4 separate regions of the Homo sapiens genome follow, and regions 2, 3 and 4 are each linked to region 1. The links are chromatin contacts, found by Hi-C in ENCODE. All regions are on one chromosome and are shown on one strand. Each heading gives the region's core, a stretch centred on a gene start or an enhancer-like site at or near the end of the contact. The rest is flanking DNA. Distances are from core to core; before and after follow the strand shown.

Region 1 (7,208 bases), core at 2,092-4,591:
AGTCATCACTTCTTTTCAGGGTATTAGACCAAATAAAACACCCGTCTTTCTGCCTCCTGCCTTCCCCAGAAAATGAAAAAGTAGCAAAAATACCTACTCCACGTCTCCTTGGCCTTATCTCAAAATGTTATCATCATTTCTTTTGCATCCTCACATTAGGATTCTAGCAGGCAGGCCTCCCAAGACTTCCAAATGCTTATTTTACAAGACCTGAAAGCAGTACGGGAGGAAAAACAGGCGGGAGGGGGCAGGGGAGGAGAGACCGTAATGTCTGACCCTGGAAATTAACCCATCTGGGCTCCAGTTTGGCCCCAGTGAAAAGAGATTATGGTTTGACCACTGCTTGACAAGCACACCGCAGGAGGCCCTCCCTCTTTCCAACAAAGCAGCCACCGCAGACAGGGCTGTACCTTTCCCGGGGCCTCACAGGGGTCTGGACAGGCCACTCGCCCTGCAGCAGGGGGATCGCTCACAGTCCCCGTTCAGCCTCGGAGCCGGGAGAAACTCACAGCAGTCTCTGCTGGTCTCAACCTTCTATTAGGCACAAGCTGGCCCGTACCTTTGACGATTCACATCGCCGTTATCATCATCTTCCTGCAAGTCTTTGCCTGAAATCTTTTCATCCAAACCGCTTTCCACCCAGGTCTTCTTTTCCAAATCACCCCTCGCCCCAAATCTGCAAAGAACTTCTCACTTCCAGGTCACTTCTCAGTAGAGGGGGAGAAAGTTACAGAAACAGGCCCCCACCCAGCAGTTCTTTTCCCTACCGTGCCTCTCCTCTTGCAAGAGGGCTGGGGTGGGAAAGGTGGGGAGGGGCCGGGGCTCATACCGCAGTCTCCCCCTTGCTGCTGTGGCTAAGTCTGTGGTAGAAGCGGCGCCACGACTGCAGGGTCTTGCCCGACCAGATCCAGAAGCCAGTGGTGATGCCGACGATCATGGTCATCAGGTACTTGATCATGAAGACGGTGAAGTCGGGGCTCATGGGCGGGAAGTGGCCGGGCGGGCAGGGCACGGCATAGCTCTTGCACGTCTGCAGGAGCCAGGTGCGCTCCCAGTGCTCGCGGAAGGCCTGCTCGTAGAAGTAGCAGGCCAGGACGATGGTGGCGGGCACTGTGTAGAGCACGCTGAAGACGCCGATGCGCACCATGAGCTTCTCCAGCTTCTCGGTCTTGGTGCCGTCGTGTTTCATGATGGTGCGGATACGGAAGAGGGACACGAAGCCGGCCAGCAAGAAGGACGTGCCTATGAAGAGGTAGACGAACAGAGGCGCCAGCACGAAGCCCCGCAGCGCGTCCACACTGGAGAGGCCAACGTAGCACACCCCGCTCAGCAGGTCCCCGTCTACCTGGCCCATGGCCAGGATAGTGATGGTCTTGACGGCGGGCACGGCCCACGCGGCCAGGTGGAAGTACTGCGAGTTGGCCTCGATGGCCTCGTGGCCCCACTTCATGCCGGCCGCCAGGAACCAAGTGAGAGACAGAATGACCCACCAGATGGAGCTGGCCATGCCGAAGAAGTAGAGCACCATGAAGAGGATGGTGCAGCCCTCCTTCTTGGTGCCCTGCGCCACCGTGCGGTAGCCATCGTCCGAGAAGCGCTCCACGCACACGGCGCGGTCCTCTAGAAGGAAGCCGGCCACGTGCGCCACGGCCACCATGAAGTAGCAGCCCGACAGGAAGATGATGGGCCGCTCTGGGTAGCTGAAGCGCCGCATGTCCACCAGGTAGGTGAGAACGGTAAAGAGCGTCGAGGCGCAGCACAGCACGGACCACACGCCCACCCAGAGGCGGGCGAAGCGCCTCTCCTCCTCCTTAAAGTACATCAGGCCGTTGGCACGGCCCGGTTCGCACGGGGCGCCACAATCGCGCTCACCCAGGAAGCGGTAGCCCAGGTACGGGGGCACCTTGAGCTGACGGGGGCATGAGAAGGGGAAGGCGGGACGCCCCCTGCCATCTGAGGCCCCCGGGGGCAGCGCGGTGAAGGGCAGGTCCGGCAGGTAGGGCGCGGTAGGGTAGGCAGTGGGGCCGCCGCCTGGGCCCCCGGAGCCGTCCGACGTGTTCTGGCCCACGCAGATCTCGCCCGCACCGTGCACCGGGAAGTTCTCGCAGCGCAGCCGCTCGGGCCACTGGAAGCCGAACTTGTTCATGAGCGCCTCGCAGCCCTGGCGGGCGCGCTCGCACAGAGAACGACACGGCGGGATGGCCTGATCGAGCACGGTGCACACGGGCGCATACATGGAGCATAAGAAAAAGCGGAGTTCGGGAGAACACTGCACCTTCACCAGCGGGTAGAACTGGTGCACCTCGAGGCCCGCGTCCTCTTGGTTCGTGTGGCCCAGCAGGTTGGGCAGGATGGTCTGGTTGTAGGCGATGTCCGTGCACAGCGGGATGGAGATGGGCTGGCAGAAGCCGTGGTCCGGCACGGAGATGCCCTTCTCTCCGTGGTACGGCTGCGCCCCGGCGCCCGCGGACAGTGCGCCCAGCAGCGCCAGCACCAGGGCACAGAGGCCCAGGGACGAAAGCGGAGCGGCCGCGCCGGGGTCCCGCATCGCCGGCCGCGAGTGCAGCGGTGCTCTCAGCCTGAGGAGTGCGACGAGGCGGTTGGGAGAGGCTTGGATGCGGGGAGGCGCCGCCGCGCCCGACGCATGAGAGTCCTCACGGCGCCGGGGCCGGGCCGTGGGCGGCGTGGAGCAAAGGGCGCTGCCGCCTGGGTGCCCGCGCCGCGAAGGCGCCGCAGACGCCGCCGCCCTGCACTCGCAGGGCCGCCGGGGGCCCAAAACTCGTCAGCCTGGGTTGGGGGCGCCGAGGAGGGCCGCCTCGCTCTCCCCGCGGGGACGTAACGGTGCGGCTCCCTCCGCCGCGAGGAGCAACAAGCGGCTCCGGCACCCTTCAAAGTTTGCCCAAGACTCTGGACCCCCGGCGCACCGCAGCGCGCACGCCCCCCGCGCCTGGTCCGGTCCCCGCTAGGAGAACCCCTGCCGCCGCCGCTCGCTCGCCCCGGCCGCCGCCTCCGCGGTGCTGCCCCGCCTCCTGGCCTCGAGGCTCCGCTCGTCGCCGCCTCCTTCGCCTCCTCCTCCACACCCCGCTCCTTCTTCAGCCCCAAAAGCTCGGCCCCAAGTTTCAGCCAAACGGCCGGCTCTTGCTGAGTCCGATCTCGGCCCCGGAGTCGGGAGCACGGCGAGTTCTTTTTGGAAACCCAGTCACACTGCGTCCGAAACCGCGAGGCGCTCGTGCCCGCGGCCTGGCCCCGGCCCCTCCAGCCCCTCGCAGCCCCAGCAGCGAGTCCTGGCGCCCGCCGCCGCCGCCGCCGCCGCCGCCCGCCGGGAGTGAGCGCCGACTAACGCCTCGGAGTCGCGCTGGTCGCCAGAAGAAGCGTCGGGCTCGCGGGGTTCCGGGCCGGCCCGCCCCCTCCCGTCCCCTCCCGTCCCCTCCCCTCCCCTCCCCTCCCCCCCCATTCACAAACCACTCCGGGGGCGGCCCCAGGCCCCGGCGGCCCAATGGCGGCCTTTGTTTTTTCGGTGGCCGCCTTCGGATTGGGCGGAAGTCGGAAGGGGCGGGCGCGGGAGTGGCGGAGGCGGTGTCCGCGGCGCTCTGGGCGGATTCCTGAGGGGAGGGGCGGGGGACTGGGAGGGAAAAGTTCGGAAAAACTTTTACCCTGAATTCGCTCAGGGACGAAAACGCGCAGAAAGGGAATTTGCTTCAAAGATTTGTTCCTCTTCCTGGTGCACTCAGATGCGCATTCCTGAGCAGGGGCGCCTTCGCCAGCGGCGTTTGAGGGGAGCGAGGACCGCGCAGCGCCCCTTCGGGGAGAGACGTGACCAGGAGTCGCGTTAGGACTGCAAAGGCTGGCTCTGGCGGGGCTTTCGGGTCGCCGGGTCCTCAATGTGGGGTTTGGGACGGGACGAGAAGGGGGTGCGCCTTGCGGATCGCCTCTTTCCCCCCGGACCCAAAGAGTCCACGCGAGGCCACAGTCCCCTCTCCCCTCCCCCGAGTTATAAAAAGGAGGAGGGGCCGCCTCCGAGGAGAAACCCGAGTCGGGCGGAGGGGGCCGAGTGACGGCGGGAGGAAGGACCCCTCGGAGGAAGGGCCCGAAGCAGGGAGAGCGGGGAACCCGGGCTCAGGCCACCCCGCCCGCGCGCACGGCCTGGAGTCTGGGGAACTGGGGTGACTCTAGCGAGGTTTTAAGGAAACGAAGACGGCGTTGGGGAGACTGGTTCTAGAAGTAACCTGAGACCGAGCGCCCAGGAACACTCTGTACGACGCGCCGGGCGTCTCAGTGGCCCCGTGTGCCTTGGTTCTGCGGCGTGTGCCCTTTCGGGATCCCATCTTCGTTGCAGAAGCAACCATTTGATCCTCCATTTAGAATCTGCGTAGGAATGTTTTAATGCGTCTTAGAAACCAGGCTAATTAAAGAGTTTTCAAAACACAAAGCGGGGTTATCCTCGTTCTCGGGTAGCGTTTTCTGATTGGCAAACGTTCTTTTGTTCTCGGTTAAATCTTCGTCTTGAGCCAGGCGCTGGGCGCTCGCGCGCGCTCTCTGGTTACTCCTGCGGGGGTCATAAGTCACCAGGGGGCCTCTCCCCTCTCTCCGGGCTGCCAGGAATATCAGGAATTCCCATGCAGGAAAGTGACATGTTGAGAAGGAAAAGAAAAAAATCAATCAATCAATCTCTCCTCCTCCTCCTCTTTCCTCTGTCTCTCTCTCTCTCTCTCTCACACACACACACACACACACACACACACAGCAATCCTGTGCTTTAAAAAACGTTATTCCTGGCGGAGCCCTTCTGCCTCAGTCCCGGGTGCTGGAGCTCTGAGCGATTTCTGATCAGGTTGAACCTTGGCAGAAGTTGCTGTCTCTGCTGCCTCCCGTGCGCTTCTTCTACAGCAGGAAAAAAACTCATTCTGAAATCGAAGACAATTAATTGGGTTCCCTTCCATGGGAGACTTTGGCTTTCTCTGTTTTTCTTTATTTATTTTCGATCACTGAAGATTGCTGGGAATCGTTCTTTCCGATTCACGGTTCTTTGTCCTTCCCCACTCCTGTTAATAGGTCGAAAGGGCGGAAGGAAGCCTTTGGGCCAAGGCAGAGTGTTAGACTGATCACATCCTCCATCCGGCCCTCAGCGGGAGTCGCCTTCTTCCTCCCAAGCATCAGTTTCGCCCTCCCTCCCGGACCCCCCCACCCTTTTTTTCCTTTTCTTTGGGACATGTGCTGAAGGTAATACGATACCTGCTTTAAAAATGTTTCATTCCTTCTTTGTGTTTTTAAAAGGGCCCCCCTTTTCTTTCTAAATTATTATTTCTATTACCTAACATCGGGGAGTGTTGATCTTCGGTTGAAATATGTTGCTTAAAGACAATGCTGCTGCTTTGCTTTGTCATTTAAAGTATGTGTGGTGGGGGGTTAGATTCCTTTTTTCTCTCCATGAGCTTCAGGATATCCTCCTTTTCTAAATCAAAATTTCATGCTTATTCATCAGGCCACTGATCTAAGTCATCTTTGCTTATTGAGGAAGAAATACCAAGCACTGTCATCAAATAAAATGAAAACTGACAGGATAAAATACTGTCTCAACTGCAACTAAAACCAATTTAGCTGATGAGCTTCTACTCTCCATATTATAACCCCAGACAGCTCCGATGTTAGGCAATAGGGATAATAATTTAGAAAAAAAAAACCCTTAAATACAAGGGACGAATGAAAAGCAGTCTATGCCTAAGATGCAGAAAACCCATCCCAGATGGAAAGTGTTACAGATGTGAGTCCTCTTGCTCTGTCCCAGGCAGACAAGTCCAAAAAGCAGAGAAGCAAAGCCAATTTTTAAAACAGATTGTTTTGTTTTTAAAGATTTTTAAAAAATCAATCCAAAATTATTCTCCAAAATAAGAATTTGCTGTGAGAGGGGGAGCTCTGGCTTTCCAAGCCTTGCCTGGTATAGAATGCTATGATTTTAAGGAGCCAAGTCATAGAAGATCAGAAAAAGTAAGTTCACAATGTAAGGGTCTAATCATGTTTTAGGTTCTATGACAAATGTAGTGACATCTGTTTATATTCTGTCCAGGATCATTTTAATTTTGCTTCCTAAGCAACCCCTTCCACACCCAACTCCCAAAGCCACTAACTGGTATCTTCTTGGGAGAGCCAAGGGTGGAAAATTTTGTGACTATCTGCTGCAAAATTTCCAATTGTCCCTGCCCTTTAAAATAACAAAGGCCTTTATTTCTTCACATGTAGTCATATGGTCCCACAGAAAAGTGATGCTATTCATTGGCTCCAGTTTTGCAAATGCTACTTATTTTGGCCAAGTCCCAGGTTTATCTAGTTGAATTACATTCTGATGTCAGGCCAGATTTGAAAATGGCCGTCTTCGTGTGCCCCAGTCCTGCGGTTGTAATGAAGCTCCTGCTGCAAGAATTACTCATGCAAGACTAGAAAGGGCAAATTTTAGCACATGCTTTCCTTTCTGGCCTCTCTTTTACTAGACAATTTTGACGTAATAACATGGAGAACTTGGAATTTCCAGTTGTCAGGTTGTCATTGACTTGTGTTCATTTTTGTTGGGGTGTTGGATCATTCCAAAAATGGGGATATTCTTATCCCTAAAACCCTTTCAAGGGTTATGAAAGTTAGAGATATCTAAGTTGCAGAAGAGGAGGACCATGCAATAATCATGTTAGATGTGCAGGCCGCATCTTGTAGAGATGATTTATATGGTAAATTCAGTCACTGAGTCTGACCAACACTTCCCTTGTCGATTGAGAGGGGTTTTTGTGTTTCTGTTTTTGTTTTTTGAGACAGAATCTCACCCTGCCACTCAGGCTGGAGTGAGGTAGAGTGATCATAGCTCACTGCAGCCTCGAACTCCTGGTCTTAAGTGATCCTTCTACCTCAGCTTCCAGAAAAGCTGGGACTACAGGTGAGCGTCACCACACTGGGCTAGTTGAGAGTTTTATACGTTGACTATTGTATAATCAGGGTGTTGATCAGGGCTGTGATGGCCTCAAGGCTCAATTGGAGGAGCCACTTCCAAGCTCACTCATGTGGCTGTTGGCAGGCCTCAGGCTGTCACTAGCTGTTGGCCAGAGACATCAGTTCCTTGCAATGTGGACCTCTCATAAGGCCACTCGTAATATGGCACCTTGCTTCCCTCACAGCAAAGGCTCAGAGAGTCTCTCCCTCTGAGAGAGGGAGGGAAAGAAGGAGGG
Region 2 (7,208 bases), core at 1,549-4,048, 1.5 Mb after region 1:
CTAGAACTCCCACAATACCAAATATGATGGACCCTTGATTTCTCAGTGGCATTTGACATGAATGACACTTTGCTCTCTTGGTTCCTGTAACTCCATACGCTCCTGACTCCCCTCCTTCCTCTTGGCTCTTCCTTGTAAGCCTGACTTCTAAATGCTGAAGTCAATGCTTCATGTTGTCTCTTCTCATTTATCTGCCCTTTCTGCAGATGGTTTCATTCACTCTCATAGCTTTAAATGCTTATGCTTTCCAAATATCCACCTTCAACACAGAATTTTACCCCTGAGCTCCAGATTTATTCAATTGCTAATTGATCTCTCTACCTGAATGTCTGAAAAGCATCTGAATCTTAGTAGTCCAAAACACAGCTTCTGATTTCTTCCCTCAAACCTATTCCTCTCCCATAATTCACTGACTCGGTAAACTCACTATTATCCCATTGTTCAAATTAACAATTTAGAGATATTCCTACATTTTTCCCTTTCCCTTAAATCCCATATATTGCAGCCATGAAAATGCACTTCTCAGATCTCCAATTGCAGGGAGCATTGTTGACTGATGCCTCAGCTGCTGTCCTTTGAAATTTATCACCAGGCTGCACTGCCCACTGACTGCTCCCAGCCAGTGACTGAGCAGAGGGATTTAAGGCAGGCCCATTCCTGGGAGACACAGAACTCTTCTGATATGGGGGACTTTGGCTTGAAGGCTTTCCACTGGCTGTGCTGAAACTTTCTCAGAACTGTATCATATCTACAACTTTTCCTACTTTTCCTTTCCTGTTCTCCACAAGGGTTGAAACTGTCTAATGTCTTTCCTAATTCCCCTCAGATGCTTCCCTGTTATTACCTCACAGGTGTTCCCTTCAATAAATCTCTCACATGTCTAATCTGATAATATTGTTTGCTTCTCAGGGGATCCATATTAACACATTGTATTTGATCCACCAACAAATTTTATGTCATGTCTATCTCCTGAGTACCCCTCTTGCATCCATCCACTTCTCTTTATTGCCAACACTACTCAAGGAGGAACTAAGACATTTCTCCCCTGGATTATTGCAATAGTCATCTACTTCCATCTCACACCTTTCCAATCCATTCTCATCTCAGTAGCTGCAGTGATTATTTTTTTTTAATAGTAAATCAATTGTGTCACTTCCCTGCTTAAAACCTTTCAATAGCTTCTCATTATGCTTACAGTCAAATTAAATTTCTACCATGGCCACACAATACTTTAGAGTCTGGGCTCTTGCCTCTCTCTTCAACCTCATCCCATCTCATCTTCCCCTTTGTCCTGATGCCCACCAAGGCTCAGACATACTAGTGGCCTTTCTCTTCCTACAAATTGCTGAGTCCTTTCCTGCCTGAGGGGCTTCCGACTTGCTCTCCCTTCTTCCTAAAATACCCTTCCTCCATCTCTGCAGAAGGTGGACTCATTCTGACTCCTAGCCCTCAACTTAAATGTCCACTCATTTCCTCGCACCTAGTTATCACTCTCTGTCACCACTTTGCTTAGTGTCTGTTTCTCCCACTTGAACAAGGGCAGGCAAACTATGGCCCATGGACCACCATTTGTTTTTGTCTGGCCCATGATCTAAGAATGGCTTGTACATATTTAAGTGTTTGAAAAAGCTGCATTTTTAAAAGAATATTTTTTGACACATGAAAATTATGTGAAATTGGAATTTCAGTGTCCATAAAGTTGGAACTAGCAATGCTCATTTGTTCAGGTTTTGCCTATGCCTTCTTTTAGACTACAACTGCTGAGTTGAGTAGTTGTGCATGGCCCACAAAGCCTAAAATATTTACAGAACAAGTTTTCTGCATGTTGTACTGGAAAGTAAGGTTGAACGCCCATTATTTGTCTCTTCCAGTCCTTTACTCTCAGTGCTTGCTCCATAGCTAGTGCTTAATAATTACAGGTTGAACAAACCTTCCCTCTCTCCTAAGACTGTTAATATCTAAGGGGATAGGTTGACTTACCTCTCTTTGGCTTATTCTCTTCTAAGAGCCAGTCAGGGAAATTTGGAACCAAATATTTTTGATTTTGGGGAAGCACCTTGAAAACAGGACTGTTATATTTCTCTTGAAATATCTAGCACAGTACCTTGCACAAGGTAAGATGGTGCTAGAAACTGGAAGAACTGTTTTAGGGTTATCGTTAACAGGAAATTAAGTAGTGCATGCAAAGCACTTAGCACAGTGTCAGGTGTACAAAAGTGTTGAATAAATGTTTGCTCTCGCCTCAATTTTCCTTGCTATAATGGGAAATAAATATCACCCTTTATATCACTGTCACACAGACTAAACAAGAATGCTGTGTGTGAAAAAGCTTTGTAAGCTGCAGACACTATCCAGATAGACTTATCCAAGTGCAATATATTAACACACGTTGGCACTGAGCAGCCCTGTTTGGAGGGATGGGCACTGACCTGGGGGTGAGAACACTTAACATCCTAATTCTTGCCACTTATTAAGTGACCTTGGACAATCGCAACTTCTGCGGCTGTTTCTTCTCTTCACCTGTAAAACCAGCCTCTGAACACACAAGACCGTCCCTTGGGGTTCAGCCCTGGCCTTCTCTACCGTGTGTTTCCCTTACCTCCGGGATGGAAGACCCACCCGACTCCGAGGCGGCCCACTGGGGCGAGACGAATCTGGGGGCGGGGCGTGGCGTGGCGTGGCGTGCCCGGGACGTGGCCTCCCTCCCTCCCTGAGCCGCTGCCTCAGAGCCGGGCCGCACGGGGGCGCCGCTGGGGCCGCTCTGCTCCCGAGTTGCCGAGCAGCTGAGAAGGCGTTCACTTCCGCGTCCGCCCCGCGGCGTCCGGCGGCCGCGCCGAGGGTCTGGCGGGCCGCAGGTCAGTCTGGGAAGCTGCCGACCCGCCCCACCCCCCCGGTGCGGAAGAGCCGGGCGCGGGATGGGCCGCGGGCCCGGAAGGCGGCGGGGCGCCCTGAGGAAGGGCACGGGCCGCGCTGGTAACGCGCGCGCCCCGGGCTGCAGGCTCGGGCTTCGGGCCGATTTGGGGTCTCCAGGCCGCGGAAGACCGTGGCGGGGCTTTCTGGCTCCCCAGCTCCTCCCGGCTCTTCCCGCTTCGGAAGAGGAGTGTGAGCCCCTTGAGCGATGTTTTTCAAAGTGGGGTTCGCGGGCAGATCCCGACCCCTCCTCAGACTTTCTGAGGAACTGTGTGCTGTGGCCGGAGTGTCTTCGTTTTCCCAAGCGTCCCTGATGGTTTTGATGCAGGTGATCATAGGAATGCACTCTGGGGGACATTGTCCCCGAGGGCTGGACACTTTCCACATAGCAGGGAGCCTAACTGGGTGCTTTTGAGGATGGGGCCTGCGGAGTGCCCCCCTGGTGTGGCCTTGGAATGATGATGTTCCTATCCTTAGGAGAGACTGCCTGGGGTTGGGGTAGGAGGAGTAGCTCTTAAATCCTCGGGATCGGGGTGCTGCTGTGTTATCGTAGCCAAGTCTTGAGATGGACAGATGCTTAGAGAGTGAAAGGGCTGGGTCAGGATCCATAGGGGTGAAACAGTGCTGGAGGAGGCGGTGTGGGGTGAAGCAGGAAGAACTTGGGGTTCGTCCTGCCGTTCTGGATTGGGGCTGGCTCCACAACCTACTAGCAGTCAGTCCTTGTGTGGCCCCTGTACACATCACTCTTTTTTTTTACCCCAATGGCCTCATCTGTCAACAGGGACAGTAATTCCCATCCAATAGAGTTTTTGTGTGAATTAGGTAAAGTGTGTCAAGTGTCTCTTACAATGGCTGGCACATAATAAGCATTCAGTAAATGGGAGTTATTAAGAGTGACACAGGCCCTGGCTTCCTTGGCCTACAGACCAAAAAGTAGGGATTAAACAAGTGGGGTAAAAAGTGGACAGACACACAGTATATTTGTAGAATTGTGCAAGGATTCTAACTTGGGGGGCAGAAGGATACGTGGGACGGTCATGCAAGAAATTAGGTTTGCTGAAGGCCTTGAAGAATAGATAGGATTCCAGGGAGCCAGTAATGAGGCAGAGGGAACAAGTTCCATCCCATGCCTCAGAGGTGGCTCTCACACATGGATCTTTGGAGTGCTGCTCCCAGGACTTCTAGGCAGTGCGAGATGTCACATCCATAAGTGGTTTTGGAAGGCTGGACCTTTGGCCCATAATGGTTTCTGTTGCTGACCGTATTCTACACACATGGTCTTCCTCAGATTTTAATGGTCTCCTTCCATTTTATTGGAGACTAGCTGGCATCTACAAAACGATCTTAGTTGTTCACTGAGTAAAAGTGAATTGACATGGATGTAGTTGAGCCTTTTGGCAGCCATTTTCAACTTGCTATGAAATGTGTGGATACTGCAGATTCTCAATAATTGGGAGTACCTTTTTCATCACAGTATTGTTTTAGGTGGGAAAACACCACAGTGTCACTTGTGGTTCTGTGATCTCCAGAATGGATTAAAAAAATCCAACCCTTAAACCTTCCCTGGGCCTGGTGCAGTGGCTCACGCCTGTAATCTCAGCACTTTGGGAGGCCGAGGTGGGTGGATCACCTGAGGTCAGGAGTTGGAGACCAGACTGCCCAATATGGTGAAACGCCGTCTCTACTAAAATTACAAGAATTAGCCCGGCATGATGGTGTATACCTGTGGTCCCAGCTACTCAGGAGGCTGAGGCAGGAGAATTGCTTGAACCCGGGAGTGAGCCGAGATGGCGCCACTGTACTCCACCCTGGGCTACAGAGCGAGACTCCATCTCAAAAAACAAACAAGCAAACAAACAAAAACCCCCCAAAACTTCCCTAAAGCTTCATCCATTTCACAGTGAAGAAGCTGGATGATTTGGAGGTGTTATTTGTAGTTCTAGACTGGCCTGGCTACTGGTCTACATAGAATTCTGATCTCAGGCTGGGCGTGGTGGCTCATGCCTGTATACTCAGCACTTCGGAAGGCCAAGACAGGAGGATTGCTTGAGCCCAGGAGTTCAAGACTAGCCTGGGCAACACAGCGAGACCCTGTCTCATTTTTTAAAAATTTAAAAAAATTAAAAGAAGAATTATAATCTCAGTTGATAAATTATATATTCCTTAGTTACCTAACTTAAGAATTATAGTTATCATTGTTAATAATTCCTGCTCCTTTATTTCCTTACATTTCCAGAGTCAATATCAAGTCCCTCAGTAGACACCTTATGGTTAAATTTATATCATTATGCATAATATTTATAATTTATTGAATAGTTACCATGAGCTAGATTCTGCTCTTTTGCTGTTTTATATATTCTTTTAATTATTCCTCTTATAGTCCTTTGAGCTGGGCATCATCACTGCCTCCATTTTATGGAAGAGGAAGATAAGTAATTTGCCCAAGATCCTAGAGCTGGTGAGGGGAAGAGCCTAGCAGCTCAATTCCATGCTGTCCACTGATCTCTGCAGTCTAGAGGCTCCCTCAGACTTATCATGGTTAAAAAGATATGTGAATACTGAAGATCATAAGCAGGCCTCTCCTTTGTTTGCTGTGTGACAGAGAGTGCATTACCATGTTTAAACAGTCATTTCAACAGCAATGATTGGGTTGTTAGTCGTTTATTATCTTTTACAAATCCTCTTAGCCAACATTTTCCAACTTCTTAGCATATCTCGAAATTCTCTTATATTATATAAAATCCTTCAATTCAATAATGCCAGTACTGAGGAATTTATTTTCAGTCATGTTAAAGTATATTTATTATATTATCTATTTAGTGTCTTGTTGGAAATGGCGGGGATGACTGTCCTTTGTTTTACAGAGGGAGACCAAGACATCATTGTTTTGAAGTTTCTGAAAGTGTTGGGCGGCAAAAATTCAGGTGCCTGGGGGAGAAATGGAAGGCCACAAGGCAGAAGAAGAGGTGCTAGATGTTCTCCGACTGAACGTGGGTGGCTGTATTTACACAGCCCGGCGGGAGTCCTTGTGCCGCTTCAAGGACTCCATGTTGGCATCTATGTTCAGTGGTCGCTTTCCTCTAAAAACAGATGAGTCAGGTAAATGTCTAAAGTCTGAAAGCATGATCTGAATATTTATTAACACCAGTTTAAGTTCCCTTTGATTTTCTTAATTACAGCGAAATGTACTAGATGACTATACTAATTACTGAGATCATTAGGACTCTATGGAGATTCATTAAGTACGTGGAGAAATTAAATACTACTTCTGAAAATCTGTGATAATGTTAAAAGTTGACAAAGAAGTAAGAGTTCATAAAGGCTGGTCATAACCTAATTATGGGGATTAACTGTATTTTGAAACTTGTTACTTTCATGCAGCTTTGGGTGATGATATTGATGCTGATTAAATATATTTGCTTCTCTCTGTGTTCTTCAAATTGGAAAATGTTTTGTCTGGAGAAAGCAGCTGCCCTCCTTATTGCTAACAGAGCAGCCATCGTCATTGTAGAATTAGTGTTGGGCTCGCCACCTAGCCTAGCTGTGTAGTCTTGCTGTGTGTCCAATGTGCACGGCTGAGAAAAAGTCTGTGCAGTGATACCGTCAGAGGCAAAGGGGCAGCGGACTGAAAACTGGGTTTCAGAACTGTAAATCACACAGGTAGGGTTCTGGGGCTGCTCTCTGCTTCCAGTGCTCTGGTACTCACTGAACCTGCTACTGTTTGTAAAGAAAGTTCATCAATACAAATGAAGTTTTTTGCCCTGTGTATGAGCCCCAGACCCACTCTTGGTTCTGTGTTAGAGGAGAATGATTGAGGAGTCTTGAACATGAGGGACTGTTTTACTGTTAATAACTCTGGTGTTAGGAGGTTGCTTTGCTGGTTAAATGGCAGTTGAAAGAATGGGAAAAAAAATCACCAGTGGCTGGTGCCCAGGGCTTGGTTTCTACCTGGGCAGAAAGGTTGTTGGGGCAAAGATGGTAAGCAGGGATTGAGTTTTCTTCTCTGCCCCTAAATTTTACCTTCTTAATCCCTTCTTTTGTGAGGAATTACTGACTAGCCTCATGTAGAGGTTTTTCTCTCTTTTTTTTTTTTAATTCTGCTAAATTATCTAAGAAAAATATTTTATTATAAAGTAGTACCAGCATAGTGTTTCTTCTTTTTTAAAGTTTGGGTTCTCGTAGTACAAAAGGACTAACCCAGTAATTCGAATCATCTGGCATGCCTGGAGTGAGGAACCCCAGATTTGTAGTGTTGCTGATATGCAAACACTGGACATAGTGATGAGCACCCCACATGC
Region 3 (7,208 bases), core at 3,530-6,029, 1.3 Mb after region 1:
CTGCAGTTGCCCTTCTGCTTTTTATTTTCTTTTATCAAGATATATGTTGAGATTGTTTTTTTGTGAAATATTTCAATGTATTGAGTTGGGTTAATTGCTAATAGATAATCCTTTGAGTGTCTGCTTTATTATTATTTTGAGATAGGATCTCACTCTGTTGCCCATGTTGGAGTGCGGTGGCATGATCTTGGCTCACTGCAGCCTTGACCACACAGGCTTAAGCGATCCTTCCACCTCAGCCTCCCACAGACGCAAGCCACTACACACGTCTAATTTTTTTTTTTTTTTGTATTTTTGTAGAGATAGGGTTTCACTATGTTTCCCAGGCTGGTCTAAAACCCCCTGGGCTCAAGAGATCTGCCCTCCTTGGCCTCCCAAAGTGCTTGGATTATAAGCGTGAGCCACTGCGTCTGGCTGGTAGGTATTACCAACCCTCAATTCTGTCCATATTTACTTATATGATTTTAGCATGTGGCCTGGTGCTGGTGACCACAGTCAGGAAGAACTCTTCTGCTAGGGCAGGCATGTCATCACAAAATACAGCCTCCCTCACAGCATGTTTAATATCCACCTGAGGCATGATGGGGCATCCCACTGGGGTCTTGGGAAGGGGGCTTCTGGGAATCTACACACTATTTTTAGAAAACAAAGTCAAACACAAAGCAAATCAATCAAGCAGGAGTGTTTATGAGTCGGAAGCATCCGCTAAGAAATGGGCGTGCCTTTCCCTGCTCTACGTGGTGCAGGCCTTTCCAAACTAGTCTGTGTTCAGCCTAAACTGGACTTTTCTTCCTCGTGGTTGATCTACCTGAAGCTAAAGAGGGTAGGTGTGATGAAGATGAGACAGGGCAGGGACTGGGGCATGAGTGAAGATGGATTTTGTGGCAGCTAGCATATGGGGAACTCTGCTTTTCTGAGAAAACCTGAATGTTTTATGAAACAGATCTTACTGAGAGGACACTTGAGGTAAAAGTTTCCCCTATTGGCAAGTGGAAGTCCATGTGCTCTGATTAACACCATCATAAAACTTAGGGGGCTGTGTAGCCAGCCTGTGTGAGATCCCCCTTCAGGCAGGAAGACTGCTGGCCAAGTGTCAGATGGGAAACTGGGAGATGTGAATTATAGCCCTAGTTCTGCCATAAGTAACTTGGGGCAGGAGGTTTTGTTTGCTTGTTTTAAGCACTTTGGGCATCAGTTTCTGAACCTACAAAATGAAGGTACAAGATTAAATTCATGCTTTTCAACACTTTTAACTTGTAAACTAAGATAAGAGAGTTTTCTACTGATCTGGGACTCTATGACTTTGGAGGTCTGGTGAGGATAATCTTTCTCTCCCTCCACTCAGGCAAATGGCGTTAACACATGAGTGAAGCTCTTTAAGGGATGTCAGTTCTTATATTCTGTGATGTCATGTAACCACAGTTACAGTGCCTACTCCTGTCCCTTGAAGATATCTCCCAGTGATCCTGGGGATGAACACCAGGCAGCTTTCCAAATAATAGGGTTTTGTTTTTTTTTTTTCTGCCATCTTGTAAACCTTCTTGGACCAACAACCAGCCCAGCTACAGCAGATCAGCAAGAGAATCAGGCTGTCTGGTTTGGAAAATAAATTTTGACACTGCTCTGTCCTCCCTGTCCTGGTAAGTCCTGGATGTTCAGCAGCAAGTTAGCCTGGGGTCCTGAGGGTCATGTGAATATGGCTATATGTCATGCATGCGACTGTAAGTCCTCCTTCCAGCCACCGTGGTCACCTGCAAAGTCCCTTCCCTCACATTTCCCTGAGGCTTCTTGCTTCCCTTTTGTTATATTTTTGCCCTTCAGGTCTATCTTTAGTTTTACCTTTTATGACATTTTATCAGCATAAAAACAGAGTTATCAATGGAAAATAAACATCTGAAAAAGGTCTAACTTCACTAATTAAAGTAATATAATTCAAATAATGAGAGATAATTTTTCTCTAATTTAGAGAAATTTGTCAAAGATTAGAGGATATGATAACCAGTGTTGCTAAGGCTGTGATGAAAGGGCTGCATTCATACCCAGTTGCTGAGAGTATGGATTGAAACCATCTTCCTAAAGGCCAGTTTTAAGAACCTAAAAAATAGACAGAAATTCCACTTTTAGGAATGTGTTCTAAGGAAATCATCGGAAATATCTGCAGATTTATGTTTTAGAGTATTTACAGAATATTATTTGTCCCCCCAAATGGGGATTGGTTAAATAAGTTATAGCACATCCATTTGAATAAAAAACAAACACATATCCATTAAAAATCCTGTTTTGAAAAATCTTTAGTGTCATAGGAAAATGTTTGTGATATACTATTATCTGAAAAAAAGAATGTAGGATTATATATATAAAATGTGATCTTGAAAAAAATGTGTTTTACACCAGTTAGAATGGCGATCATTAAAAAGTCAGGAAACAACAGGTGCTGGAGTGGATGTGGAGAAACAGGAACACTTTTACACTGTTGGTGGGACTGTAAACTAGTTCAACCATTGTGGAAGTCAGTGTGGCGATTCCTCAGGGATCTAGAACTAGAAATACCATTTGACCCAGCCATCCCATTACTGGGTATATACCCAAAGGATTATAAATCATGCTGCTATAAAGACACATGCACATGTATGTTTATTGCGGCACTATTTACAATAGCAAAGACTTGGAACCAACCCAAATGTCCAACAATGACAGACTGGATTAAGAAAATGTGGCACATATACACCATGGAATACTATGCAGCCATAAAAAAGGATGAGTTCATGTCCTTTGCAGGGAAGTGGATGAAACTGGAAACCATCATTCTCAGCAAACTATCGCAAGGACAAAAAACCAAACACCGCATGTTCTCACTCATAGGTGGGAATTGAACAATGAGAACACTTGGACACAGGAAGGGGAACATCACACACCAGGGACTTTTGTGGGGTGGGAGGAGGGGGGAGGGATAGCATTAGGAGCTATACCTAATGCTAAATGACGAGTTAATGGGTGCAGCACACCAACATGGCAGATGTATACATATGTAACAAACCTGCACATTGTGCACATGTACCCTAAAACTTAAAGTATAATAATAATAAAATAAAAAATGTGTTTTATGTATTCACATATTTATATACACCCTAATAATCCTTAAAATTACAAGGAAGTCTATTAAAATTATAATAGCATGTTAAGAAATATTATCCAAAACTTGGAAAAATAGACAAGATTCACTGAATGGCCTTTCAATGCATTTTGGAACACAGTCTAGCAAGTCCATTCCATGGTTATCTCATTCTCTAAGGGAATGTTCCTTTGTTGAACTTGTTTACTATTGATTGGGGGCTAGACTCTGTGAAGCTACATAAGAACATGTAGATTTTCTTTTCTAGTAAAGAATCAAATTATTTCTGTCCTGTAGGAAGGCAACCTCAAAGGTTACAGTTTTATTACCTGTAAGATATTAACCGGTTTTTTACCTAAACTAGCAACCTTCGTCATTGTGCTGGCATGCCTATATGCTCAGTCTCTCAAATTCACTTTCATCCAGTTTTATCATTTTGCTGGTTCCCTCATTGTCGAGTTAAATAAATCTTTGACATTTGCTTACTTAAGATTTGTATGAGAATCAAGTTTTTAATACAGTATTTAAAAAATACTTTGGCAATGGCCATATATAGCTGGTAGGTTTACAGGAGATTTTGATTTTCTTTTTATATTCTTCTGTATTTGTCGAATGTCCATTAAAGGACATGTTTTACTTTTATAAAAAGAAAGCACAAAAATGTCTGTATGTATATACACATGCATTCTATATTAATTTCTCAGGCTGTACTTTCCCTAACTCTATACCCAGTAACAGGCCAACCTCCCGAAGATGCATAAAGACACCTTTGCCGTTGACCAGGCAGACCCTGCATCCACAGGACATAGAGAGAAAGGTGCTCCCTGAACACTGATCTGGATAAGCATTGCTGGGTCAGTGCAGAGGCGTCCATTTCCCCAGTCTGCCGAGCTGGCCTAAAGCTGAGGACCTCTTAGTGGGAGCTGAGGACATGTGCCTGAAGAGGCAAGCCCTTGACTGATGGAAATTGGAGTCTGAGTTCCATGTGGGGGACTGGGAAGCACAGCAAGGTCTGAAATGGGAGACCCAGGGAAGGGCAGAGAGGACCAAAGGAGGAAGGGGGTCTACAGTGTGGGAAACAGCCTGGACGCAACAGCCGGGGGAGGAGGCCTGCTCTGGCCCCAGTGGCCCCTTGTAAGCAGGAAAGGCAGCTGGCTAGACCTCTTCTGTGTTATTCACTCTGATTTTATCCTTTATCTTCCCCTCCCAACCTCACCTCCTTTCTAACCCCAAAGCCATGCAGCTAATATGACTAAGATTGCTGGGCGTTTGCTTGGAAATGCAAATGAGAATTTCTGGTAGTTTCCTAGTTTCCTTGATCTCCTTTGTCAAGTTTATTGAGGGGAAAGGACTCTCGGTTAAAAAAAAAAAAAAAAGAAAATCCAGATTTTGAACACCAGCTCTCTTTAATGCCAACTTCCTGAGGAGCTGCCCAGCTCTGTAACAACCTGGAACAGAGGCGCCATCACAGACTTGGCTCTGACGGGCGGCACAGCAAGAAGCCTTGCTCGCGTGTGGGACGTGCCCGTTCTGGCCTGGAGAGAGGGCCCAGAGACACCACCTCGCCACCGCCACCTGATTACTCATTGTCACCAATGAGATGACAAGAACTGATGACGCATTTCCCTTTTGCTGCACTCTGACACCTCAGAGACCACAGCAGAGAAAAAGCTGCTTTTGTAAAACTGGAACATGAACTACGCGGACGCCCCAGAGGAGGTCTCTGCTGCCCTCTGTTGCTGGCTTCTTAGTAACCCTAACCATTTTTAAGAATACAGTATTTGGTTTCAGTAACTTTATTACATGAAAAGTATGCTCGGAGGAAAAAATGTGTCAAATTTAATCAGTCGTGGGTACTATCAACATTTTAAATTGTTGCCAATCTAATAGAGGAAAATGGTATCTCATTGCTGTTTTAATTTTCATTTTAAAAATTCTAAGTGAGGCTCAAAATAGTTTATTTTTCCAGTTTCCTGCCAGTGGGTATACTTTTCTTTTTTTGTTTTTTTAATCTTTTTTTATTGATTTAGAAAAGTTTTTGCTGTAAATGCGTTTCTTTTTATACTAATGCTTTTCTCTGTTATATAGTCAAATTTATCAGTCTTTTCTTTATAACTTCCGGCTTTCATGTTCCTTAGGCTATGGATTTTTTTAAATGCATGCATATATTTAGTATAGTTTTTAGTATTTAAAACTTTAATCAATCTGGAATTTATTTTTATTGTAAAGTGGGAAATAGAAGTACAGCTTTATGTTTCTTTGTTTTTAAAATGGCTTGCAAGTTGTACCAATATTCTTCCTTAAATGCTCCATTTTATGGCTTACTTGAAGTGCATTTTTGCTTCTAATGAGACCTGACTTTCTGGCCTATTTCAGGACTTTACATTGTTCTGTTGGTCTGTTTTTCTCCTCCTGTATCAGTACCTATAATGTGTAACTACTAGACATGTATTAATGTAATAGAATACATTTCAATATTATATAGGGCTAGTTTCCCCTCTTGACTATTCTTATTATACATTTTTTATCTTTCTAGATAAACTTTAAAATCAAGTTTTTAAAAGACACTGTTGATGTTTTGATTGGGAATGTGTTATATTTAATTTATAAGAGAAAATTGATACTGTTATATTTTGTGTCCTTGTAGCTAAGGCTTATGTCTTTCCCTTTTAAAATTTGTCTTTTTTTAAAGTTCACCAATAGATTTTAAAAGTTCTTTTCATGTTGGCCCTGCACATATTTTTGTTGATTTTATCCCTAGAGTTATTTTTTGGTTGTTACTATAAACGGGAACTGTTATTCCATTGTATTTTCTGATTATTGCTTGAATACAGCATTTCCACAGCTGATCCTTTCCTAAAAGCTGACACTATGACAGCAGTTGGAAATTAAAAAGGAAAGCCATGGCAAAAGACAGTCACAGCTCCACTTGGCTGTTCTGTTCTTTCAGAAAACGTAGTGACCTCGTATGAGTACATCCCCTGAGGTAGGGTCAAAAGAAAGTCTGTTAGGACACCTAAGAGTTTCTTGGAGATGTCAGGATATCCACCGGGGTTCTGAAGTAAAGATGCTGTCATTATTTTAATATAAATGATCAATTATGAAGATATAGTTGATTGGTATAAAACCATTTTTAAAATCTATATTGCTGCATAGTCTTCAGACTTTTATTTTCATTGCCGTGGGGAAGTTTGTATGAATTAGAGGAGCTCCATGGTTTTCATCCTATAAGGGACTTCAGAAAAATAGCATGAAAGCAAAACTGTGGTAGGGTCAACACACGGTGCTCCTTTATTTGGTTTGAGGTGTAAGTTAATAAATCACCTTCTGATAAGCTGCTGACAGAATTTATTTGCACCAACTGTAGTAGGGCCACCTCCTCCATATAGACACTGAAGTCCACAGTGGTGTTTGTGCCGTCTTTGAAAAGGACTGTCATTCCAGCATTCATAACCGCCAGGGCATTTTGCTGATGTGAGGCCTGTCGGAAAGCTGAAGCAGACTCTCACTGGAATACAACAAGAACGACTTTCTTTTTTCTTCTTCGAGACGGAGTCTCGTTCTGTTGCCCACGCTGGAGGCTGGAGTGCAGTGGCGTGATCTTGGCTCACTGCAACCTCCACCTCCCTGGTTCAAGCAAATTCTCCTGCCTCAGACTCCCCAGTCGCTGGGACTACAGGCATGTGCCACCACGCTCAGCTAATTTTTTGTATTTTTAGTAGAGATGAGGTTTCATCATGTTGGCCAGGCTGGTCTCGAACTCCTTACCTAAGGTGATCCGCCTGCCTCGGCCTCCCAAAATGCTGGGATTACAGGTGTGAGCCACCGCGCCCAGCTGACTTTTTGTTTTAATAAATTTCAAACCTACAGAAAAGTCTCAAGGATGGTACAATAAGTAATAATACCTATATACCCTTCACCTGGATTCACTGATCACCAGCAGTTAACATTATGCCACATACACTCACTCTTGCTGTAGCTAACCCCGGCTACCCCCATCAGATGGTTTTAGCTGAATCACGTAAGAGTTAATTATTGACATCATAACACTTCATCCTTAAATATTGCCTCATGTAACTCCTAAAATACAAGGGCT
Region 4 (7,208 bases), core at 3,341-5,840, 1.2 Mb after region 1:
CCCAAACAAACAAGCAAAATTACTCCAAATCTGTGGCGGAATTAGGATTTAACATTCCTCTTTCTAACCCTATTTTTTTCTTTTCCACAAAGTACATTATTACTCATACCTTTTTTACTTCATCTTCAAAACCTTTCTCCAGGTATTTGTAGCGCCTGATTAACTTGTTAAAAACCTATGAAGAACATTAAATGAATTCAGTAACTTCATATATTTCTAGAATAGCAAAGTAGTAAACCTTTCACTCGATGTAAGTTTATGAGCTGCTTAAACCAGCTTGAGAAGAATTCCTAGTGACACATAAGAATGTCCAGGTTAGATGTACTTTAATTCTTTGCTTACAGTAACACAAACATAACTACGTATGAAACTTTCCAATGAGATCTTGATTAACAAGCTAATCAGCTCACAACTCATTTAACTTTAAAAATAAATGTATGCAGATAAACTAGAGAAATCACAATACGAAACTGACTTTTCCAGCTTGACATTTTTCTTAAAAATTGAGTAATTTCAGGACAAATAGGAACAGAAGAGTTAATTTCATTTTTCCCTATTTTGTTCGCCTTAACACACCTTAAGTTTCTAATTCATCCCGTTGCACCAAGAACAGTATCCCTAAAATTTAAAATCAAATTCCTTCAACTTTCTAACCACAACTCTTAAAAGTAGAATATTCCTCAAATATACCACATGGATAGTAGCCAACTGAAAACAATTATGTAAAGTTTCATTTACCTGAGCAAATGCTTGCATGGTCTCTAGATCTTCTTGGGCTGCAAACACGCAGACATCTGTACGCATCATGTCATCTGCCAGTGTACCACCTGGGGCTAAAGTTGGATAAAACCAAAATACAACAAAACCAAAAAAATCACTCCATTTTAACAAGTTTGCCAAATAGTTCATATTCTAGACTCTCCATAATCTCCATATATTATACCTTTCTAAATTATTAAGCCCACAAACCACAGACACTTACCCAGCATTCCACCAGCCACCAGAATGTCAAAGAGTGTTTCTGCATATCGACGGTAATCAAGTTTTGCTCCAGAAGCATCAAGAAACTTAGCTACTGCTTCCAAATCAGTACCGGTTTCAGTTAAGCCTTGAATAATACAGTCTTGAAACTGAGTAGGGTCAAACCTCTCTTTTTCATCTGGGGGGACAAGGGACCCAAAACATTTAGTTTTAAAAGATTTACCAAAATGCCACAAAACTATCACCTTATGAAGATGCAATTGTTAAATAAGTTAGATTAAATTCACATCCTTTGCATGTTTCCCCTCTGCAAGTGTAAGACAAGATGGCCCACTCACAAGAATTGTGCAACTTTTCAAATAATTTCACAAGTGATCTAAATGTGCTAGTGTCTTGTGTTCCTACTGCCATAAGCCAATTTCTACTGGGAACGCCCTCCTACTGCCTCTTGGCTTTTCCAAAATTTAGGCCATCCTCTAACAGGTACATTTTATTCCTTTGGGTTTTGTCCAGACACTGGAGCTCTTGATCCTTTTCCTTAAATGTCCATAATATTAAACAAACAAAAAAATTGAACCAATCCTTTGGCATTTATGAAGGTGAGCTTTAGAAAGTACATTTAATGAGCACCCAATGACAGAAACTATATTAAGCATTTGCTTTAATCCTGTTAACAACCTTGTGAGGCAGATTTTTCCCCCTATTATTCAGAAGGAAAACTGAGAGTCAGAGAAATTAGGTAATCAAGAGACTATATTGTGTAGTAGTTCAGTACATGGGCTCTGGAGTTAAACTGCCTGATTCAAATCCTGACCACCATTTAACCACCTGAATTCAAGCAAATAGTCTCACTCGCCATGCCAGAATTCCCCTACTGTAAAATGGGGATAAGAATAGTACCTATCCCATAAAGTTGTTGTAAATACCAAATGACATTAATAAAATAGAAAGCTCCCAGACCACAGCCTTGTGCACATACCTGACCTTTACTGAGTTGCTTTCACACACTTCATAATAGGGTTTTGCTTTCCCAATCTAGGCTAGATGACATCTGTTCACACAGTACTAGGGTGACAAACACCTCTGAGTGCCCAGCACTTTCCTGGTTTTAGCACTGAAAGTCTTGTGTCTGGAAACTCCCTCAGTCCCAGACAGGGAGTGTTGTATACCCTACCCAGTACCCTAACCATCAACAGCCAGGCCACGAATCATCTCTATCTGGAACCGGGGAAGTTACATCTCTCCCTGATGCTAATAATAAGAATGCTAAAGCTACTTGCTATTATTTGTATCAAGGTAACATCAGTAACCCACATATTCAAGAGATACACTTTCCCATTTTACTGCCAAACTGTTCTAGTTTACAACTCCAGCTCCTTAAGAAAATTTACCAGCTAAATCTAAATGAATCTGCAAAGATTAGAATCAAATCACACTTTGGTCTCCCCACCACTACTACAAGGGGACAGACAGCCTATGATTAGTGATTTTAAAATTCTACAATATATATCTCAAAATGTCTGCTACTTAAGGAAGAAAAAGAAAAACACAACTTATAACCAGTAGCTGACCTAGTTCTTCATTTCCTCAAAACCACCTGTAAAACAAGGTTAATATGCTTTTGACCAAAAACAGTAAAAATATATCTGAGACTACGTCTTATTTAGCTTTATATCACTAGCACAGCACTTTGCTACAGAATTCAATACTCACCTAAGTACACACTAATGCAAAAAAAAAATAGTAATATAATTCTAATACTTTTTCTACTAAGTCTGTATTTCAAAAGACATTACAATGTGAATCCTGTTCCACAATTAACTTCCATGGGTGAAGTCTGAGTTTTCTCTCACAAATCTTCACAAAATCTGGGTGACTACATTAGGAGTTCTCCTTTTATAAATTAACATTTTTGCTCATTTAAGTTTGCTTAAATGAGACTGCCTGCTAGTGAAAACAGAGCCCTTATTTTTATTTTTAAAAATATTTTACCTTCACACCGAAAAGAAGATTCACTAACCGGCTTAGAGATATATTGATACTAAAAATTAAGGCTTGAGCAGTAAAGCAGTAGAAATATTAAAGGTGTATGTGAAATGGCAGTCAACGAGAAATTCAAGTTTCTTTCTGGTATCTTCTTTTGAGGCTTTAGTAATATGCAAGTACCTGTCAGAGAAGGCAAGATACACAAGATGTTCTGGAGGTTTGAAGAGAGACATTAAAACGTAAATATTTACCTCTTTTTCTAGTTTTAAAACGCTGGCCTGATAGCGTTGGCTTTTGCTGCTTTTGATTATTCATAAAAGACACCCTAGGAAAGGAGAAATAAAGCCTTAATATCAGTGCCATAATACTAATTTTTAAAGCAAAACATCAAACCTTAGTCTAGTCACATATGAATCAAATGGAACACCCACTCTCAGGATATAAAGCTGGCAATTATACCCGATACAGGCACAAAGAATTACCTGCACTTGAATCAAATGTACGTCAAAATGTGCATTTCTCTCTACAAGAAACCCTTCAAATTAGTGCTGTGAACTACTTTTAAGCGACATTGTAGTGCTACAGTGATCACCCGTCATAAACCTAATTGTTCAGTTTTCTCCACATTCCTCTTTACATTCACTTACATCTTCCACGACCACTAAGCATCGCAGAACGCAAAGAGAGATTATCACCATAGTCAGCAGGCATCCAAAATGTGTATGCCAATTCTAAAACACTGTCAAAAGGTGAACCCCTTCTTCTGACAAGCCTGGTTACGGGCAGCACCATCCTACCCTAGGTCATGCCTGTGACCGCAACAGCGGCCGCCTTGCACCACTCAGGCCTGCAAAACTAACAGCCAGCCCAGCCTCCTTCGCCCATATCCCACAGTCCTAGCCTCCTCCCCGGTAACGTGTCTCCCAATCCACACCCTTCCCATGCCTCCCGCCCGAGCCACAGATCACCCGCTTCCCGCCCAGGACCCCATCGGCCACAGCGGGGCGCCGTAGGGTCCCGCGGCTCTTTCTCCACTGACCCTGTCGCCTGCGGTGGCGGCCGCCGCAACGAGCGGACCACAGTCACTGAGGCGCTTTGCGCCGGGGCCCCAGGCGCCCCGTACATCCGCCCGCCCTCCAGCGAAAGCAGCGGCGGAGGCGGCGGCCGCAGCGGTGGTGGGTGGCAGCCCCTCCGCCCCGCCCGCCGGAAGCCCCCACGCGTACATCACACAACAGAGGCCGCGGCGGCTTTGTTAGCCAGGCCGGGCACGGCCCAGAGGGAGCCCGCCTCGGCCACTGCCTTCGCAGCCAGCGCCGCGGCGCACACCCGGACCCCACCTCCCCACCCGGGCCGCCGCTACCCCTCGGCCTCCCTGCCGAAGCGGCGGCCTTTCAGGCCCTAGATCCGGCCCGGCCTCAAGAGGCGACCTCCGTTCGGGCCCATCCAAGCCGGGCCGCATCCAGCCCGCCGCCTCCCTCTCCCTCTGCCCGGCGTCCACGACCCGCAGCGTCCGCCCGGGGTGAGCGGGGCGCCGCGTCTCACCGAATTTAAGGCGAAGAGGAAAGAGCCAGAAATCCCCGATGTACCGGCAACTGCGGCGGTGTCTCCTCTGCGACCGGAACTAACGCCAGGAGGAGGGAGAGGTGCCACCCCCGCCCGGACCGCTCTCCTATCGCGAGATTTCTTCCCCTTGCCCCGCCCTGATCGTGGACAGGCGCTTCCGCCTTTTCTATTGCGCGCGGATTAGGGTGAGGGACTGGGATAGGGGAGGGGAGAGACGTTTCCAGTCTTCTTTATTCCCTTACTGGGTTCCACGTCGCCTGGACACTTGTCCTAGACTAGCTTATTTTTCTTCCCCCGCTGCGTCGTCCGCCCTCTTCACACATGGAGGGGTTGGAAGAGCGGAGCCGGCCCCCGCCGGTCTCGAAGTTGGACGCGTCCTCCTGGAGTCCCTCGCCGCCGGCCCCCTCCTCCAGCACCGGAAGTCGAAGCCCGAGGGCGGGGGGCCCTCGGGTCGTGCGGGGGCGGAGGCTGGGGGCGGGCATGGGGGCGTGGTTTGGGGAAGGAATCCGCACCTCGCCTCCGCCCTGGCCGGGATGGGCGGAGTTCGCTCCAGCTGAGTCCCCTGCCTGGCGACTTTTCTCTGAGGGGCTGTCTCATTGTTCACTACCTCCCTTAAGAGCGAAGAGGACACAGGCCGAAGATTGAGAAGGGGAAATTCTGTCCTCCAACCGCGGTCCCTGCGCGCTGCAGCGGTTGTCTCCCGAGTGTGGTGGCTATGGGGACTTGGAGAGCATCAGAATCCCTTGGAGGACTTGTTATAACAGACTGCTGGGCCCCACCCGTAGTTTCTCATTCTGTAGGCCTGGTGTGGAACCCATGAATGTGCATTTCCAACAAGTTATCTGTGATGCTGCTGCTGGTCCGCACCTTGAGAACCCCTCAGTTAGAGGCTATATCATCAGGGAGCTGGGGTACGATCAGATTAGATAGTGCGTGTGAAAAGCACTGTGGACGTGACAAAACTCTGTGCAGATAAAGATGCACAGCGCCTCTAGGATGTAGCCCCATGTTTTTATTCACTGTACAGTAGTTTACTTCTCTCCAGTTGCTTCCTCACTCTCTGGTAGGAGGAGAGTGGCTTCTCTTCCCTAAACCTTTTGATAAAATAGTTTGTTGACTTCTTTTCCCTAATTAACTATCTGACCTCTACCCCACCCCCCCGCAACTTCATGGAAAAATGACTTTCTCAGCGTTCGTTCCTGAAATTATTGCCAAACCCAGTGTTTTATTCTTCACCCTGTTTGCCTCCTCTGAGCATTGAATGTTACCTACCTCTCTCCTTGAATCCTGGCTCCAGCTATCCTGGTTACGTTCTGAATGTGCCTTTGCACGGTATTTTCTGACTCTTCTTTTCTGTACTGATACCTTTTCTTTCTGGATACTTTCTTCTATGGCAGTCTCATACATTCTCAAGGATTTAACATTTACTCCACTTAAAAGAGTTCCAAGATCATCTACTGAATCATTAAGCAAATATTTGTTAAATCCAGGCTCTATGCCCTTCCAAGTTGAGGCAACAGCAGTGGGAAGGAGGCAGGAAACAAACTGCATCTGTTGGAGGAACTGCAAGAAGCTAGTGTGATTGGGAGGGCTGTGGGGAGCAGAGGGAAGTGGCTGGAGTCTGATCTCTAAGTGTCTAGCCCCTTCCTTTCTCCCAAGGCCCCAGTCCACACTATCTGGCATCTTCACTTCATGGCTAATTTAACACTGTCAGTGCTGTCAATTGCTCTTCCCCCAGAACTGTATTTTTCACATCTGAAGTTCTGTTAAAGGACAACGTTTCACAAATAAAAATGATAACTAATATGTCCCTATATGTATCAGGCCCTCTTCTATGCACTTTATGTAGTAACCCCATTTCATCCTGAAAACTACCCTGTAATCTAGACACTATTATTAGTCCCATTTTACAGATGGAAAAGCCGAGGCATCGAGGTCAGGTAACTTGTCTAAGATCATAGCGCTAGTAAGTGGAAGAGGTCCAGTTGAACCCAAGCAGTCTGGCTTCACCATTATAATGCACCGCCTTACCACCAAGATCTTATTTATTCATTCAACAAATATTTATTCAGCTAGAGACCAGTAGAGATAGTGACATGTTACGCCTATGGCCTCACAAAGCTTATCTTCTATTTTTGCCACGTTTTAAAATTGTATCATCTTTCCCCAGTACCATCTTGATTTAGGCATCTATTACCCCTAACTAAATGGGACTTTTGCAATAACTTCCTAACTGTACTATCCCCTTTCTCAACATTTCCAGAGCAATCTTCTCAACTGCAAGCTGAATCATTTCTCTTCACTGTTTAAATGCCTCTGTTTATACTCAGGGATAGCTCTGACCAATGTTTTTCACCTTTACTTCCCATCACATTTGTGGTTCTTAACCTGTTATTACCATCATTGTGGGGTATGTAGCAAATGATTTTTGACTAAAAATGATATTAAAGTAAGCAGATTATTTTCTTTAAAATGTAAAGTGGATTAAAGGTTTTCCTGAACTCCTGGCCTCAAATAATCCTCCCACCTTGGCCTCCTGAAGTGTTGGGATTACAGACCACACCTTGCCACTTATCTTTTCTCTGCTTTTGGGTGCACCCATGGGAATAGGCACCGTGCAGCTAGCAGGGGAAACGTTGTTTGTGAATTGTATTATGGTAGGAAAAGGTTCCAAACAA

The links. A loop is a pair of places that touch in the nucleus more often than their neighbours do. Pooled maps may share reads with other maps.
Region 2: a pooled map shows a loop between it and region 1 (14-fold over the local background). The contact joins the promoter of KCTD18 here to the promoter of FZD7 in region 1. A Hi-C loop is called at or near these places in 4 of 168 maps with a recorded cell type or tissue (CD4-positive, alpha-beta T cell, CD8-positive, alpha-beta T cell and naive thymus-derived CD4-positive, alpha-beta T cell) and 9 of 50 pooled maps.
Region 3: a map of natural killer cell shows a loop between it and region 1 (11-fold over the local background). The contact joins the enhancer-like site here to the promoter of FZD7 in region 1. A Hi-C loop is called at or near these places in 2 of 168 maps with a recorded cell type or tissue (naive thymus-derived CD4-positive, alpha-beta T cell and natural killer cell) and 7 of 50 pooled maps.
Region 4: a loop to region 1 is called in a map of B cell, with 11 times the contacts of the local background. The contact joins the promoter of BZW1 here to the promoter of FZD7 in region 1. A Hi-C loop is called at or near these places in 3 of 168 maps with a recorded cell type or tissue (B cell, CD4-positive, alpha-beta T cell and naive thymus-derived CD4-positive, alpha-beta T cell), 1 of 37 single-sample maps with no recorded cell type and 13 of 50 pooled maps.

Annotation. Positions count from the first base shown.
Region 1 is chr2:202,029,988-202,037,195 of GRCh38, reverse strand. FZD7 (frizzled class receptor 7) reads right to left here and starts at 3,341. Exons shown (of 1, transcript NM_003507.2): 1 at 1-3,341. The coding sequence starts at 2,548. The coding sequence ends at 824. RefSeq lists enhancers at 2,300-2,419, 1,617-2,457 and silencers at 3,020-3,099, 3,210-3,759.
Region 2 is chr2:200,505,658-200,512,865 of GRCh38, reverse strand. It overlaps KCTD18 (potassium channel tetramerization domain containing 18), which reads left to right and starts at 2,798. Exons shown (of 7, transcript NM_152387.4): 1 at 2,798-3,238; 2 at 5,775-6,009. The coding sequence starts at 5,850. RefSeq lists a silencer at 2,566-3,025.
Region 3 is chr2:200,710,767-200,717,974 of GRCh38, reverse strand. LINC01792 (long intergenic non-protein coding RNA 1792) reads left to right here. Exons shown (of 3, transcript NR_037886.1): 2 at 1,558-1,640; 3 at 3,845-5,670. It also overlaps the pseudogene AOX3P-AOX2P and the pseudogene AOX3P. Among named protein-coding and RNA genes, the nearest start is that of LINC01792, 21 kb to the left of the region's middle. RefSeq lists an enhancer at 4,581-4,860. Within about 2 kb of position 4,779, at least 35 of the 41 ENCODE cell types and tissues checked have a DNase peak (open chromatin) inside an H3K27ac peak, as active enhancers do; they include natural killer cell, where a contact is called at or near this core.
Region 4 is chr2:200,809,292-200,816,499 of GRCh38, reverse strand. BZW1 (basic leucine zipper and W2 domains 1) reads right to left here and starts at 4,590. Exons shown (of 12, transcript NM_001207067.2): 1 at 4,510-4,590; 2 at 3,219-3,292; 3 at 983-1,159; 4 at 739-833; 5 at 110-175. The coding sequence starts at 3,282. It overlaps BZW1-AS1 (BZW1 antisense RNA 1), which reads left to right and starts at 4,330. Exons shown (of 4, transcript NR_110275.1): 1 at 4,330-4,715. RefSeq lists enhancers at 3,237-3,752, 3,753-4,268, 5,117-5,376 and silencers at 4,017-4,386, 4,917-5,066.